2 separate regions of the Homo sapiens genome follow, and region 2 is linked to region 1. Evidence: chromatin loops called from intact Hi-C (ENCODE). Cell type or tissue: ascending aorta. All regions are shown on one strand. Links, peaks and the distances in the headings refer to the core of each region. The heading gives the core; the rest is flanking DNA.

Region 1 (8,215 bases), core at 2,811-6,810:
ATATTTGAGACTCCCGCAAGCCAACATCAAGGGATTAAGTATGCACATGACGAACACACTATCGTGAATGCAGTCTGACTGATGCCAGGGGATCACTGTGAGCGCAAACCGTCCTCTGGGACTCAGTGTTATAGGATGGAAAGATAAGCCTGCTGATAAGTTACAACCCTCCTGAGACACTGTGTTTTCCCCTTATAAGGAAGCAGAGGCAATTTAAAATATTTTGATCTGGATGTTAATTCATACAACTATGTTTATCTAGTATCAGCTAAACTTTATGCTTATAATTTAAGAACCTAGAAATACAGTAGCTAAAGAAAACCCTGTAGGTTCATTTAAAAGAATTAGAACAGACATTACATTGGGGCAAGGAGTAAGTGAAACTGCTGGTTTCCAGAGTTTACTTTCTTGAAATATGGTTTTGAGTCATTTCTGCGAGATATAAACATACTACTTTATGTTTCCTATCATTTTTTTATTATGCACATAATTTAACAGTTTGTAATAGTTGAAGCCACATGTCTCTGTGGACTTGTTTATTATTGAAATGGCTTCACTCAAGGAGGAGACTTTTAACTGTATAATTCAGGTATGTATATTTTCTTTGAACAAAGTGTGTGACATTCAACTTGTCAAAAATGAACATTTTGCTTGACTGAACAGCTTTGCTCTGTGTTTTCCTTGTCTGCTGAGGCAAAGAAAGGCTGACAAGAGGGCACATCCAGTGAAAGATCAAGAGGGGAATGAAGCAGGATTTGAGTCAACTATCAGAAAATTCCATTCTTGCTGAACATTTTATAATAAACACAATATACTCATTAGAACAATTTAGATAAACCTGAACTCTGGGTAACAGAATGAGCATCTCCTCCCTTCCCCTGCTGCTATGTATTTATGAAAAAATAATTTGTATTGTGGTGGACTTTCTGTATTATTTTCATTATTGTTGTTTTCTTATTGGAGATACTTTGAGATTATGATGGGTAATATAATTGACTCTAAACCAAACTTCATTTCTTAAAAGAAGGAAGAGTTGTTGCTGCAACCTTGAAATTCAAGAACTCTACATAGGCTGATGGATTTTTTACATTGGGGGTTTGCCTAGGAGTTTACATGATTAGTCAGTCTCTCACTCTATTAGTGGATTCTGTCCATTCATTTAGTCGGTCAATCATTTTTTGGAATATCCCCCATGTTGGAGGACTACCATAGGTACTGGGATAAAGGTTAATAGTCTGTCATGCTTATCTTCTAGGTGCTTGCTATTTGTGTCTTGCCTAATGGTTAAGTTTCCAGCCCATTGAAAGGTGTGAAGTACTAATTCACCCATTTATTAATTCAACAAATTTCAATTTTGTCAAACATGTGCTAGGCATTTGGATGCAGTAGGCATTGGCCCCACAATGATGAATTGCTCTTGTAGAATTTACAACCTAGTGGGAGAAGAAAGGACACATTTTGGTTACTTCGGTTAATAAAAGAGTAATCACAAATTAAAATCAATTCTTTGAAGGAAAAGAATACAGATATATCCATGCATGTAAACAAGAAATCCAACCCATATATGGGAGAGGCTCAGTAATGAGTTAATCATTGAAGGAGATCCAGAGGGAAAGGGACACCATCTTCAAAAATGTGTTCCTAGAAGTAGCATGCCAGTGTCAGATGGACAGCCAAGAAAGTAGAATGTTTCAAGAAGGAACAATCAACCATGTCATGAGGTTTTGTGAGGACAAAGAGAGGACTGACCAATGTCCATTGGATGTTACAGCATGGAGGTTATTGGTGACTAGAGTAGCTTCAATTTTCATAGAGTGATGGTGGCCGAATTCTGACTGGAATGGATTGAGGATTAAATAGACACAGAGGAAAGCAATAGGGAATATAAACAAAACCTTTAAGAAATGTAGTTATGATGGGAAGAAGATATGGGTTCATTGAAGGAGAGTTCATGTCCTTATTTATACATGGGAGAGGCTTGGGCATGTTTGAATATTAAAAGGTAGGATACAGTTTACAGGGAGTTATTGAATACACAGTACAGAGATGGAAAAATGAATACATTTTTTTACTAGTTGAAAGCAAGAGAAGATCAGACCCAGAACATTGGAGATGGACTAGCCTTAGAGAGAAGACAGAAGGGAAGTACGGTATGGATAGAAGTAGATTTGGTGCAAAAGGGTAGAAGTAGAAATTGCTCCCATTCAACTAATTTGATTTTCTCTGAAAAGTTGGAGCTCTGCATGTCTGTTGAAAAGGAGCAGCGTGAAGGAGGAGTTGGAGGTTTGGAGAAACTGGGGAATGTTTGAAATAGTCATTGTAGAGAGTAGGATGGTATGAGAGTGAATAGACGGAGAAATATAGGAAGACTGAGGGGCAGTGTTGCAAGTCCATCTGAAGCTGGTGAAGGTGGTGTTCTGATACTTACCTGTCCTATTCTGTGGCTTTCCCCTGCAGTGCTTGTTCCTGGAGGGTGGGCACTGAGAAAGCAGGTAACTGAGATCATTTTGAGTTGAAGAGTGAAGACCAAAGGGCAGGAGAGTGTAGGGTTATGAAAAGAGTGTTATTGAAATGATGAGCTCTGGAAAGAAAAGTATGCTGGATAAAAAGAGGATAGGAAGAAGAGTGAGAGTTGAAGAAAGCATTGGGACATGGGGAACAGTCAGAAGTACCACTGAGATTAAGTGGAAGAGAGAGCCAGCCTCAGCATCATGCATTCGTGTGTTCCAGTGGAACTATCCTTTCAGAGGATGGGCTTGTGATGTCCAAAACTCTCTCCTGCTGCAAATCTCAAATGAAAGGGCTTGTAGTACAGAGCAGAGGCCCTGGCAAGATTGGAACTGGTGAAGAGCCATCAGTGGTGGCTGGTATCTTCTGACACTCCATGTAGATTCCAGGGCCTGAGCAATGTGGCATTTCTTAGTCCTTCTATGACAATGTGGTTATTAAGCTGTTAAGTAAAGACATCTGTTTGAAAGCATCTTCCCTACAATTTTTGCAGTATCAAGGAAAGTTGATTTTAGTGGATAAAGGGAATATTTTTGTCCTTGTCATTCATTCTTTAAACTATCAATCATGTATATTGATCAAAAGTCATCTAAAAACCTATGGCTTTTTAAGCAGACAATGAACAAACCAACAAACTCAGGCTCTGCTAACATTCAAGTCTGATGTTGGATGCAAAGATCTGGAGTTGAACCCTTGGCATGGAGATGCTCTAAGGAGATGCCACCTTCTCACATTATATGAGACCAATCAATGCCTTGCTTCTCCTGTCCAGCTTTCCCAGCACCCACTTTGTTCTCCACTCACCAGAGTGCATCTCCAGGAATGAAAGCTTCATCATCTCATGGCCAGTTTATGGCAGCATCTTCCTAGCTGGTCTCCCTCCTTTTGGACCTTCTACCCTTTTTTAATCCTACACTTGACTAATTGCCTTATTAATTAACTTTAAATTCCTATTTTCTTCTGTTACCTCACTATTAAAGGAACAGAAGTTCATGCTTTTCTAATCAAGTTGTAGGAATGAATTCATCTGCCTCTTACGTGTGAGACTTTGGACACATAACTTAATTTTCGTGGGCCTTAGTTTGTTCATGAATTTAAAAATCCAAGTGTGGCTATTGGACTAGATGGTCAAATTCTTCATGGTTTGAAGTATGTGGCTGGGCTAGAGCTCCATTCCAATCCTGAAATTCTGTTGCTGTGCTCCCCTCCACAGCCTACTTCCAATCCTAGTAATATAGCCATTGAGCTTCAGTACTCTGATGTGTCAAGTTAGGATAATCTGCACCTATCTTGGGGGTTGTTTGAAAATTTAATTCAGTTAATGTTGCTTAGCACTGCTGCCTGGCACATCATTTCCCTTCTTTCTTCCCTCCTGGTGCTGTAGGTACCCCCAACCCCAACAGGTTAGGACCACCTGCTTGCCAAGCACAGCCTTGCCTTTTTCTGTTTAATATTGTGGCTCAATCATCCTAGCAAGACAAGCCATCTGCGACCCTCCATAGAAATATTTTCCTGTCTCCAGCCTCTGTAGTCTTTGTTCTTATTTTGTGTGTGTGTGTGTGTGTGTGTGTGTGTGTGTGTGTGTGTGTGTTTGGTTTATTTATTCATTTTTAAATGTCTCACCTTTTCCTTTATATCAATTCAAGCTGAAAACTTGGCCTAAAACTCCTTTAGAAAAGAATCTCCAAATATTTTGATCTTTGAGCTTTAACTTTCTGGGAATCTAGGCTCAGAGGTAGATGTATTTTTCCCATTTCTGATTTTTTTCTTTCACACTTTGGGAACTCAATACACATGATGAGTAAACAGATGAATTCTGAAAAGCAGCCTCCTTTACCATTAACAACTACACAACTCCTATTCTAGACACAAGTGCTGATACTGGCACACATATGACATTCATTTCCTATAGGCACTTCTGCCCTGACTTTGCCTCTCATTCTGTTAGCAGACAGTTTGTGTCTGGTCTGTTTACCCAATTGAAAAGAGCAGGATCCGCATCTGTCTCAGTCGCTGATGGGCTACAACGTTCAACCACAGCGCCTGGCAAGGAGTAGGCATTTAGGAATATGTGGATTGAATGAATGGTTGCTAGGGAGTATGGTGGCCTCTTAATTTTATGCTGGGCTCATCCCAGTGCGCGCACGTGGGAACTTCACAAAAGTTATTTCATGAGCACAGCGCTGAATCCCCTTATCCTACGGAGTTTACTGAAGTGGGGCCAGTTCTCCGCCTCTTTTAACTTTACTGCCAAGGCAGGAGAGGGGTGGAGTGGCCTGGAAGACAGTTGGAAGGAGGGTGGGAGATTTGCTTTCTTACAAAGATGCTTTGGGAGACTGGATCTATAGCGCCAAATTTTCAGGAAGAAATGATCCTGAGTCCCAATGGCAAAAAAAACAAAAACAAAAACAAAAAACAAAACAAAACAAAACAAAACCCCACAAAACCTGCAGCCGAGCTCAGTGTGTATCTTCTGTTAAAGAGACAGCCTGAAAGCCTCCTGTGTACTGAGAGCGTGGTCCAAACCAGAGAAGGGGGCGCCCTAGCTTGCCCCCAGCAAGCCATTAGTACAGGAAGACAATCAGCGAAGTCAACCTCACTGAACCCACTTCTTGGGCTCCCTGTGCCCGACGCTGGCTTCTGGTTCACGGCGTGCCTACCCAGCTGTCGTGGGTCCCCGTCACTCCCGGGCGCATGTTGCAAAACAAATCAACTCCATGGGAAAAGCTCCATGAGCGCCCAGGGGACAAGTCCCCACGGACAAACATGTCATAACGATTTCAGTTTTGTCCCATTACGTGAGGTTGTAAGTTTCTTCATCATTCCCCCCTCCCAACAAGCACAAAATCGTCCCCAGCCCCTGGAGCATCTTGCGGGGCTCCCAGGTCAGCAACAGCACTCGGAGCTCCGAGCTCCAGGGAAAGCGCTCAGGGAATGGCTCCTAGGACTGGTTCCTGGGAAAGCGCCAGCGTCCAGGGAGAGATTTCCTTCTCCAAGGGCCGGCAGGGTGGCATTCCAAGCGCGAGCAAGGTGGGCAGTGAGCGATCCTCCCTTTAAAAAAGAATAAATAAATAGAAGCCAGCGCGCAGCCCCGCTCGGGTTTCCCGAAGCGCACACCGCTGTCGCTGCCGGGGCGGCTGGATGTCTGCGCTCCCCGCCTCCGCTGGGCTGACACGGGAGGGGAGGAGCAGGAGCTGGAGGGGTGTTGGGGGTGGGGGGAGCGCGAACCATCTCGAGCCAAGACAAGCAGCACATTCACAAATAACGCCCCCACCCCCAGCGCACGCGCTCCCATTCAAAGCAGACCCGCTCCGCGGCCGCACTGAAGCTCCAAAGCCGCGCCGCCTGCCCCAGCGCAGCTCTGTCTCGTGGGGCGCACGCCCGAGCCCGCCTGCCGGCCGCCGCCGCGGAGCCACCGCAATCAGCGCAGGAGGCGGCCACCTCTTCGAGGGAGGGGTCTCGCCTGAGACTCCCCTTGGTCCCCGCCATGGGGACCATGGCACGACTGGAGGCGCCCCAGTGCCCCGGGTTCCTGGCCCGCCTCCTCGGTGGCACCTGGTGCCTGCTCTGTATCGCCGGACAGGTAGGGTAGCCTGTGCGTCTTGCGTCCCTCCCGGGGACTCTGCTTCTAAAGCCTGTGCTACAGCGAAAAGCGCTACAGCGTGGGAGGTGCTCTCTTCCGCGAAGGTCCATCCTGGGGCTGCGCTGCCGCCCAGGCTGGGGACAAGTGGCGCGGGGTTGGGGCTAAGGCGTACCCTGGGGTCGATCGGGTCGATCTCTGCGTTTAGGCTTGACCCAGCTTCCTGGGACCCTGTCCTGGCTTTTCGCCCTTACCTGGGTCCTGCTTCCAGCCAGGCAGAGCCGGGGCGAGAAGGCGGCGCCTGAGCTGGGGAGCTGTCATCCCCAACAGTCCTCTACCCCCCACCCTTTCCGACAGTCCTTCGCGGAGCCCCCTCTCTCGTTCCAGGCTGAGGCTTGGGCGGCGCCGGGGACACTCGGGTGCTGGGACACTCCTCCACACTTCCGCCCTTCTGCGGACCTAGTGAACTTCTGACACTGTCACCCTAGGGCCGCCCGCAGCCGAGTGTCGGGGGCGCAGCGTTGTAATGTGTGCGGACGCCGGACCAGGTGGGCTCCCTGGTGCCTCCGCGGTCTAGAGGTGGCTCTGGTGGGTGGGTGCCCGAGGATTGGCCCTGACCATACCCCCTCCGAATCCTCCCAGGGTCTTCTCCAGGGCCACACGGGGTGTATAAGGAACTGGGGACTTCTCCAGGGTGGGAAATTCAGGCCCTGAGGCGGCGCGGAAGGGCCCTGGGAGAGGGTGTCTGATTAATTCAGTTTGCCTGGTAGTGGTTTATTATCACAAGACTTGGAGAAAGCTGCTTAGGGAAGAGGGCAGGGGTCCAGGGTCGAGTCAAACTCAGAATGCCTGCGGTTCCTTGGTTTTCACACTTTCCAGACTCAGGTTAACTATTGCTTAAAACCCACGAATTGGGCAGTTTGTACATAATTTAGCCTCCATAGATTTGCCTTTCACAGGATTACTTGGGTAATTCTGGGAAAATACCCAAATACTCTTGGCCGGAATTACCGCCAGATAGCCTCCCTTTCCTCTGTTTTGCTTATGGAGACTTGTCCAAATAGGGGGATTTCCTTCCCTCGCTTTTTCTTAACGTTTTGCAACTTGTTTTCCGATCTCTATTTTAAAATTTTGATTGCAGTGGTGCACTTCTAGAGGCTGAGAGAGGACCGAGAATGTTGTCTCAGAAGGGCCCGGAGCAGCAGGGATTACTCTCATCAGTAGTAGAAATTTTCAGCAGGGAACACCTGCTTAGATTGGAATATGACAAACAGTTGGAAAAGCTTGTATTAATTATCAGCAAGTTGTATTCCCACCATGCTTCGTTCCTTGTCAGGGCTTCCCAGCCATGGCTGCACAGTAGAATTACCTAGGGGAGCTCTAGAAATTTCCTGCGTTAGGGCCACACCCCAGCTGGATTACATCAGAATCCTGGAGGGAGAGGGGAGGCTGGGACATCAGAAATTCTAAAGCTCTCGGGTAATTCTGTTCTGCAGCTGGGTTAAAACCCAATGTGCAAAAATGACCTGCCTTAATGTGACTTTTTTTTTTTTTGAAACGGAGTTTCACTCTCGTTGCCCAGGCTGGAGTGCAGTGGTGTGACCTCGGCTCACTGCAACCTCTGCCTCCTGGGTTCAAGCGATTCTCCTGCCTCAGCCTCCCAAGTAGCTGGGATTACAGGCATTTGCCACGACGCCTGGCTAATTTTTTGTATTTTTAGTAGAGACGGGTTTTCACCTTGCTGGCCAGGCTAGTCTCAAACTCCTGGTCTCAGGTGATCCACTCGCCTCGGCCTTCCAAAGTTCTGGGATTACAGGCGTGAGCCACTGCTCCCGGCCAATGTGACTTGTTTTATAGAATCATGGCCCCATGTGTCTTTATAGCAGCATGATTTATAGTCCTTTGGGTATATACCCAGTAATGGGATGGCTGGGTCAAATGGTATTTCTAGTTCTAGGTCCCTGAGGACTCGCCACACTGACTTCCACAATGGTTGAACTAGTTTACAGTCCCACCAACAGTGTAAAAGTGTTCCTATTTCTCCACATCCTCTCCAGCACCTGTTGTTTCCTGACTTTTTAATGATTGCCATTCTAACTGGTGTGAGATGGTATCTCATTGTGGTTT
Region 2 (8,215 bases), core at 2,529-6,528, 310 kb after region 1:
TGAATGAGTTATGTTAGAGGATAAAACAGGAAAACTGGAAAGGACAGACCTTGATTAATGTTTAACTTTACCTATGCCTCTTTCTGGTTCTGTGGCCACAAACCAGACTTCTAAACTTGATTACCTCATCTATGAAATAGACATCATTGAACCTTGATTTTCTTATCTACAAAATGGGGAAAACAATGAATGACTTCACAGGGGTTTTATGAATATGCTCAAAGATGCTTGTGGATTGTGACATGCTATATAAAGGAAAATATTATTTACCATTTGTAATTTAGGTTTACAGTATGCCAAGATATGTGTCTGTGTGTGTGTGTCTGCGTGTTGTGAATTCAAATCTGCATTGTATAAATTTGCAAGAACATTATACAAGTGTTTTTTTGTCTTTCTGAAATGTTTGTTATATGTTTTGCTTACAGTTGAAAAAAATGTTTGAGACAAAAATGCACATAAAAATTACGTCAGACTTGTTTGTGATGGCTGAAAGAACCCATTTGGGTTTATTATTATGCATTATGTCATCATTAGAACCTTCACTATTGTTCTGGTGAATATGGCACATTTATGCATTTAACTTAACTCTGGGATGTGTAGTAAAATGCCTTTTTGTTATCGAATCAGTACCTATCACCCAGAGCTATGTGAACACTCATTGGAGACCTATTATAAATATTTAGACCATGGAACCAAAACGCAAACCCTGCCTAAACTCTGTGTCTAGATTTAGTAAATGGAGCTTAATTTTATAAAGCTAAAGGGAGGTCCCGATAAACTTAATTCTTGACTCTAAGTAAACCACCTGAATTCAGTTTAATTATCATAGCTTTTCTAATTAACAGGTTGATGATCTTTAAGAAATGCAAGTTTTAGCCTTGCTGATTTACTTTTTCTGATTGAAAGATACCCTTATTCATGTAAACACACCTCCAACTAATTTTTGCTGGGTAACACTTACTTCTCTCCTGATTATTTCCTCTTTGTTCTGTTTGAGTGACATCATAGTGGATAATTCATTTTGTTAATTGGTGACTTTGGTGGGAATTGAGTAGTACCTATACCAGCTTGCCTGTAGACAGTGAAAAATCATAACTGTTCTCTGGATCTACCTGTGTCAGATTATCTAGGCTGAGGATCTCAACAATAGATGTGCCTTGCCAGTACAGAATGCATGGAATAAGCACATTATTTCCCATATGTTATATGTATGTTTATGTCTCTGTTTAAAACAAAGTCTGCTTTATAAGTGGGCTACATTGCTATCTCATGTTTACCTTATAAAATGACCTTTGTTTCTGATGCCTTCCTTTTCTTTCCTTCACCAGCCTCTTTCTCTTAACATAATCACAACCAGGTAATGTCAGTCCCCAAGAGAATGAGCACATACATAGACTTTCCAGCTAATACTCCATTTTCTTTCTTTCCTTTCTCTTTCCCTCCAAATATAAAGTATAAATATAAAATATAAAACATGTCAGAGTTTTTAATTAATACTTTAATTAAAATTTTAACTCATTCATTAAAATTTTAATTAATTCATTAATAAGAACAACTTTTAACATATTACAACTAGCTTTAAATAGAAGTCAAAGAACACACACATATACGCTAATATTATATATTATTATATATGATATATATTAATAAATATATTATGTATGATATATTAATAAATATATATTAATTATATATGATATATAAATAAATATATATTAATTATATATGATATATATTAATAAATATATATATTAATTAATATTACCAGGAATGCTAAGATGGATTTGTTAGTAGATGAAAAAAATTATTAATATTCCTATGACAATAATCATTGCATATTCACCAAGATTCACTTGCATTTCTGTGGATAAGAATCATTGGCATTACTGTCAGTTTTCTATAACTTACAGGGTGGTAAAACAGCTCAAAGGCAACGAACAGCTCTGGCAGCTTAGAAGGGTATACTAGGCAGGACACCAGTAATTTTTTTTTTTGCCTATCTTAAAGTCTTTCACAATATCTCCTGATGCTCTTTTCTTTAAATAGTAATTGAGTGCCTGGCCAGGTATTATGCAGTAATCAACCACAGAAGTAAAATTTGTCACCATAGAGTTTAAAGGCTGTCTAGAGACAGAGACATTAGAGAAACACACAAACAAATGTATAGTTACACATTGTGATAAGTTCTATTAAAAAAAAAAAGGTGACAGAGGAGAGAAGCGACAAGGTGGGTCTGAGGAAGTGATATTTAAGCCATATTTAGGATGAGCCACAGCTGGCTGGACAAAGAGAGTCCCTAGACGACCTCTCTAACCCTGGAGCACTATTTAATGGTCCCAAATTTTTAAACACTCCTAATTTATTTTCTATCTCCTTTTCCCAAAAGCAATACACAGTCGCCAGTTTTCACACTTGCCAATTCCACTTTAAGAATGGTTTTAACTTTTTAACTCCATGGCTCTTTTTGTTAACTTCTAGGTCAGTGTTCTTTCAAAAATTTTGTGATCGTGACCACCCAAACAGTAAGAAATACAATGGCCCCCCTCCATTTTTTCCCTATTCCATTTCATTCTACAGATGTGAGTCTCAAGACCCATTTAATTTCATAAACCAAATGAACAGCCACCTACAATTTGAAAACCATTGTTCTAAAACAAAAATTTTATCTGTTTATTTTTGTATCTCTGTTATAGGATTTCTTGTTTAAAAACAGCAAACAAAACAAAAAACCTCTCTAGGACTCTCTTCTGAGCTCTGTCCTCTACTTCAGGGACTGAAAATCTTCTGCTGACAGACCACATGTCCCCACTCAGCCAAATTGACATCTGTGGGGAAGTACCTAAATCAATATCCAATGTGCCTTCAGTTGCAAAAATGTGGCAATCCCTTAAAAATCCTTCTTTTATTTTAGAAGAGAATTTCACCGTCCCTTCAGCATCTGAAGCTAAAGATACCTTCCATGTAATTTTATATTTATCTGTTTCCTTTACAAAACTTTGCACTTTACAAGTATTGCTTCAAATGTTCCATTGAAAATCAGATAGTGAAACTTACACATTCCCAAAGCAAAAATGTTGGAAATGTTTTTTACATTCTTAGGCCAGCCCTCAACAACCCAGTTAAGCTACAAACTGTGGGACTTCAAGTGCCCCTGTTTTCATGACAGTGTTTCTGCAGGAAGTGCATTTTGATTTTGACTTAGTATGCCAGGAATGAAAGTCTCATTCAAGGACAGAACCTGGGACTCTCCTAGGGTTGTATGAAAAGCAGTTAAGAGAAGAAACAAGTCCACTGTGACCAGATTTAGGCACCAGAAAAAATTCTGGAACCAAATCTGGACAAGGTGTGTGTATTAACGTGTATGTATTTGAGTCTTGCGCCCATGTTTAATCTACCAGTTCCTGAAAAAAAGGAAGACTTACTCCTGGTCCCCTTGAAGAAGACTGATTGCTTTGGGTTGATTGAACAGCAAACTCAAAGTCTCTGTGGTAGGAGGAAGATTGACGTGTTTATGAACTTTATGACCATGTTTGACCTCCTGGGCCAATGTTTCTTGTGTGACATGACAAAATTCCAAGTGTGTCCATAATTTTAAACACTGAAAAGGCTTAGGATAGATTATGTTCAGCAAATGTATTTATGACTAGTTTGATTTGACCAAACATATAAATGAAACAACTTCATAGAAAAAGTAATATTTTACTTGTCACTATGTCAAACAGCCAGATCTGTAGTGCTGGTCTTGGAGAAGACTGGATTGGCCAGGCTGAAGTGTAGTTTTAAAAGTTGTTGTTGTAATCACCAGTAAAATCCTATCTTTGCAATTGCATGTGCAATTGCAAATCCATATGCAAATTGATGTTGGGCCGTTGTAAAAATGTATACATTTCAAAAGTATGAGAGGCTACTACATCATAGCTTTCCCACAATGTGTAGTTAGAGTTTGAGTTGTCTTCCATTCAAAGGGAAGACAACTTCTAGCTCTAGGGTGCCTTTTGCCTTTTTGGTGTGGACGATAACCCTTAGGTCACACTGAGACTAGGTAAGATGTGCTTCAACATTCCCCACAAATTTTTTCCCCACAATGGTCATAAGATTGTAAAGATTTGGGAGAGAACAACACCTGAAAGTCTTATTTTAATTTTACCTTTTGAATAGAATTTGCAGTTCATTGTCCTAAATGCAAATTACTAGCATTTTGAGATGTGATTTATAATGGGAACTTCTATCTTTAGCCGTTAGTGTATTGAACATCAACTCAGCCTGACTTAATGCAAGACTTGACCATTTTATTTTTTGGCAGAAATTCTCATGAACGCTCACACCAAAAATTCACTTACCACATGACTTGAAAGAAAGAAACTGTAAGCTACAAGCTCTGCTCTTCCCTCTTTCCCCTCCTTGGAATTTATTTAATATCTTTTTCACCTGATTGGATGGTACACTATTAAACTGCTAAAGCCAGTGAGATTCTTGTTCTTTCCCCTTTTGTATTCAGGGAAAACATATTTGTAGGATCACGCTCTTGATTCATTGGAACTGTGATGATAACGGACATTTTCAGGGATTGAATTGGTGTTGGTATCCTTCGGAGAACAAAACACTGTGTTCCTGGGTGAGAAGACAGTCCTAAGTTGCAAACTCCCAGCGCCCTCTAGTGTTGTTTTCCGTTAGAACTTAGTGAGAAGCTAAACTTTTGCCTTTGAGATGATGCTGAAAAGGTGATTGAGCCTGGGACTAGGTATTAGTGAGCTCACACTAAAGCATAAAGGTGTCTTTTTGTTTTCTGTTACTTCATAACTGTAACTAGAAAATGAGGACGTTCTGTGCTGCTGTTTCAGAAATCTATTTCTTTGATATATCTCTATAGGGAATTGACGGTTTTCAAGATAGCACATACGGAAACCTCAGAGATAGAGGAAGTTGTACCTGAGAGATCTGAGACAGAATCTGAGTCCAAATAATTTTTTTTTGTCCTTGAGACAGAGTCTCGCTCTGTCGCCCAGGCTGGAGTGCAGTGGTGCGATCTCGGTTCACTGCAACTTCCACTTCCCTGGTTCAAGCAATTCCCCTGCCTCAGCCTCCCGAGTAGCTGGGATTACACGCCTGGCTTGCTTGCTTATTTATTTATTTATTTTAGTAGAGATGGGGTTTCACCATGTTGGCCAGGCTGGTCTCGAACTCCTGACCTCAGGCAATCTACCCGCCTGGGCCTCCCAAAGTGCTGGGATTACAGGCATGAGCCACCGCCCCTCGCCCAAAGAAATTTAATTGTAATTTTAAAATTTTACGTATTTAGTGTATTTTTGTTGTAAGAACAAAGTCAACTCTTAGTGATCTGTAGGCTTATTTTTCATGGTCAAGTTATCACCTGTATTTTCTTCTCTTTCTAACAGCAGTATTCCTCTTTTCTCTCCATCAATAAACCCAGAATTACATTTAGAAAATATATTTTAAAAGTTTTTAAATTAGATAAGCATAGTTATAGTACATGTTATCATAAAATCTCTTCGAAATTCAAATACAGTTTATTTTCAAGTAGCTTATTTGAAGTTATGTAGTGTGTTTGTTATTAGGATGTATAGCCTCCAATTCACCCAAAGCAATGATATTCTTTGGAACAATTCAGAGATGATGTACTTTGTTTTCTGAATCTGTCTAAATATGGAACATCCCAAGGAAATACATTGAAATTGACCTTAAAGCTACTTTTTGACATCTGATGGCGATGCCAACTAAATGTTACTAAAATGTTTAGATTAAATTTAGAAAAGATATACTACAACAATTATGTGATATAACAACAGTTCCACAAAGAAAGAATTGATAATAGTCTTTGCAGAAGCTAACTTTGAATTTGTGTATCCATGGTCATTTAATGTGAACTGTTGTTTGCTATTAATAATGTTTACAAAAGTTTTATTTCATAAAAACCCAGAAGTATCAAAGTAGAGTTACTTCATTTGATAAGTGATTTAAAAATATTTCAAAACATTTTAGAGAAAATAGTTTTACTACCTAGAAAGAAACTAGGAAGCCACACAAAAGCTTTCCAATAAATGTCATGCACTCTATAATGGGAAAGATTTACATGTATGTGACCCTGAATACACTTTCTGTAGACATTATCTTCTGCCCACCGTAGATCAGGCAGTAGTCTTTATTGAAAGAAGATTTTAACAAATTGAGCAACATCCTGCTGTGTTTGGTTTTCTTTATAACTCAGCATTGAAAAAATTGAAAAAACAACAACTAAATTCTTTATGGATTTACATATTACTTTGAAAGAGGGCAGAAGTTGAATGAGATGGCGATTGGAATGGTTAAATTAAAATATTGTTACATTTTGTATAGCCAATATAGTTTATCATTTATGATTATGTTATATTTGAACATAAAATAATACATAAAGTGGCCATCTCTGAATTTATTTTACTGTAATAATTTTGACAGTTCCAGTAGTTACTGCCTCAACATAAAGAAGTTTGTCAAAATTGAAAATACTGAAAATAATCTAACAACTATGATGATTCAAAAAAGATTATCTAATTTAGCATTACTGTCAATATAAGGAAATTTATGGGAAAACCTTAACTATAATAACTTAAGTATTTTATAAAAATGAAGACAAGAAATATTGTATTTTATGAAGTAAACATATTTATGAGTTATATATGTGTTTATGACTCATCTATACATTACTGGCCTGTCAAAAGAACTGCTGACATACACAGTAATAATGAATATCAGTCATCTTTGATGTCTTGCTGACTAGCAATCAAAAAAAATCCCATAGCTGCACTCCTTTTTTCAATTTTGTTGTCATAGAGGTATATTTGTCAAGATGGGAAGGTAGACTATTTTATTTAATGGTTTATTAGCTTGGCTTATAACTTTTAGACTATTTAGGTTTGTGGTGTGAGGGCCCCTGTGTGTTCTGTTTTTGCTGCTCTTGCAGATGCCAAGGCCAACTTGTAGGGAAAGACTCTGGGAGTGACCTTAAAGGCAGGGGGACCAGCTCCTGCTGTCCTCACGGAGAACTCTGATTCACTGCCTTTCATGTGAGACAGCTGCTACAAGAATGAAAGAGACACCACATGTCACTTTTGTCAACTCACCAAATGTTGGAATTTTGGGTTGTCTTCTTTCCAACCAAGAGAGAGTCCATTACGAGAACTGAGTTAGAGCCTCAAACCTTCGTAAAGATTAGGAAAGATTCTGTGAAAAAATCTGTGATGAGTCCTCTTGTAAAACCACCACTCCTGGAAACATTTCCAAATTCATTTTTAAATGTGTTTCCCCCACACATTCCATTGATTACTTGAACCAAGATATGTCTCTAATAAGAGAATCCTCAATGCAACTACATCCAATAATAACAATAATAAAATTACTAGGCTTGTGCTAAGTGAAAAATTTAGGTCCAACTTTTGTTGTTCGTTGTCAAAACTGCTCATATACACCCCCACCTGTGGGTGTGTACTGTTTTGGACAAAGAGTTTGCCTTTAATCTGAGATTGGAATAAGCATGAAGCATTGTGGTATAGTATTTCATAATAAGCAATTTTCAGGTAAGGCTGGAAGGAGAAATTCTGCCAGGTTATAGCTGTTGATCAGGCAGCTTTCACCACAATTCTTTTGCACTTGCAGTAGATGCCTCTGAAAGAAACACAGATGAAAGATTATTGACAGGAGAATAACTTAGCATAGGCATGAGGGGAGAAAACACCACACAGTTTAGGAGGTTGGCAGCAGCATCAAGCTCCCTCTGACAGGTAAGGCCCTAAAGCCAAGGCAGTGGAGCCAGCATAAGCCAGCCCTTACATAACAGATTTGGGCACGCAGCAGTGACATACAACTCTTGCTCTCCTTTTTTTTTTTTTTTTTTCCTTTTCTTTCAAGATGACAAACATTTCATAATTCTCTTCCATTTTCCTTTAGTTTTTTTCTCCTCCCTTCTACCCTGTCCTCTTGGTGAATGCTGACTCTAGACATTACTACCTTTGTTCTTGTTAATTTCAACTTTTTATTCAGATTCCATGTTAATAGTATTGCATGGTAGTTGAGAGCAAAAACGCTGGAGCCACACCAGCTACGTTGAAATCCTGACTTTACCCCTTACCAGCTGTGTGGCCTAAACTTTTATTTGACTCAGTTTTCTGAGTAAAATGGGAGTACTATTTGTACCCTCCCCTCCATTAGATTGTTGGGAGTT

What was found. A loop is a pair of places that touch in the nucleus more often than their neighbours do. Peaks named below come from ENCODE experiments on the same cell type or tissue, not always from the same donor. Only the 100,000 strongest peaks of a DNase experiment are listed, where the experiment ranks them.
Region 2: it touches region 1 in a loop (2.7-fold over the local background); 4 of 110 quality-filtered maps call a loop at or near these places.

Annotation. Positions count from the first base shown.
Region 1 is chr9:17,900,832-17,909,046 of GRCh38, forward strand. It overlaps LOC105375987 (a long non-coding RNA gene), which reads right to left and starts at 6,425. Exons shown (of 2, transcript XR_929509.2): 1 at 6,343-6,425; 2 at 1,316-5,559. It also overlaps a transcript of ADAMTSL1 not described here. RefSeq lists enhancers at 5,977-6,521, 6,522-7,066. In ascending aorta, for the core only: no CTCF peak of the experiment used is centred there; DNase peaks (open chromatin) are centred at 5,180, 5,440, 5,630, 6,110 and 1 weaker place; H3K4me3 peaks cover 2,568 bases; H3K27ac peaks cover 2,215 bases.
Region 2 is chr9:18,208,779-18,216,993 of GRCh38, forward strand. It overlaps a transcript of ADAMTSL1 not described here. Among named protein-coding and RNA genes, the nearest start is that of ADAMTSL1, 260 kb to the right of the region's middle. In ascending aorta, for the core only: a CTCF peak has its summit at 4,659 (motif pointing left); a DNase peak (open chromatin) is centred at 4,643; H3K4me3 peaks cover 345 bases.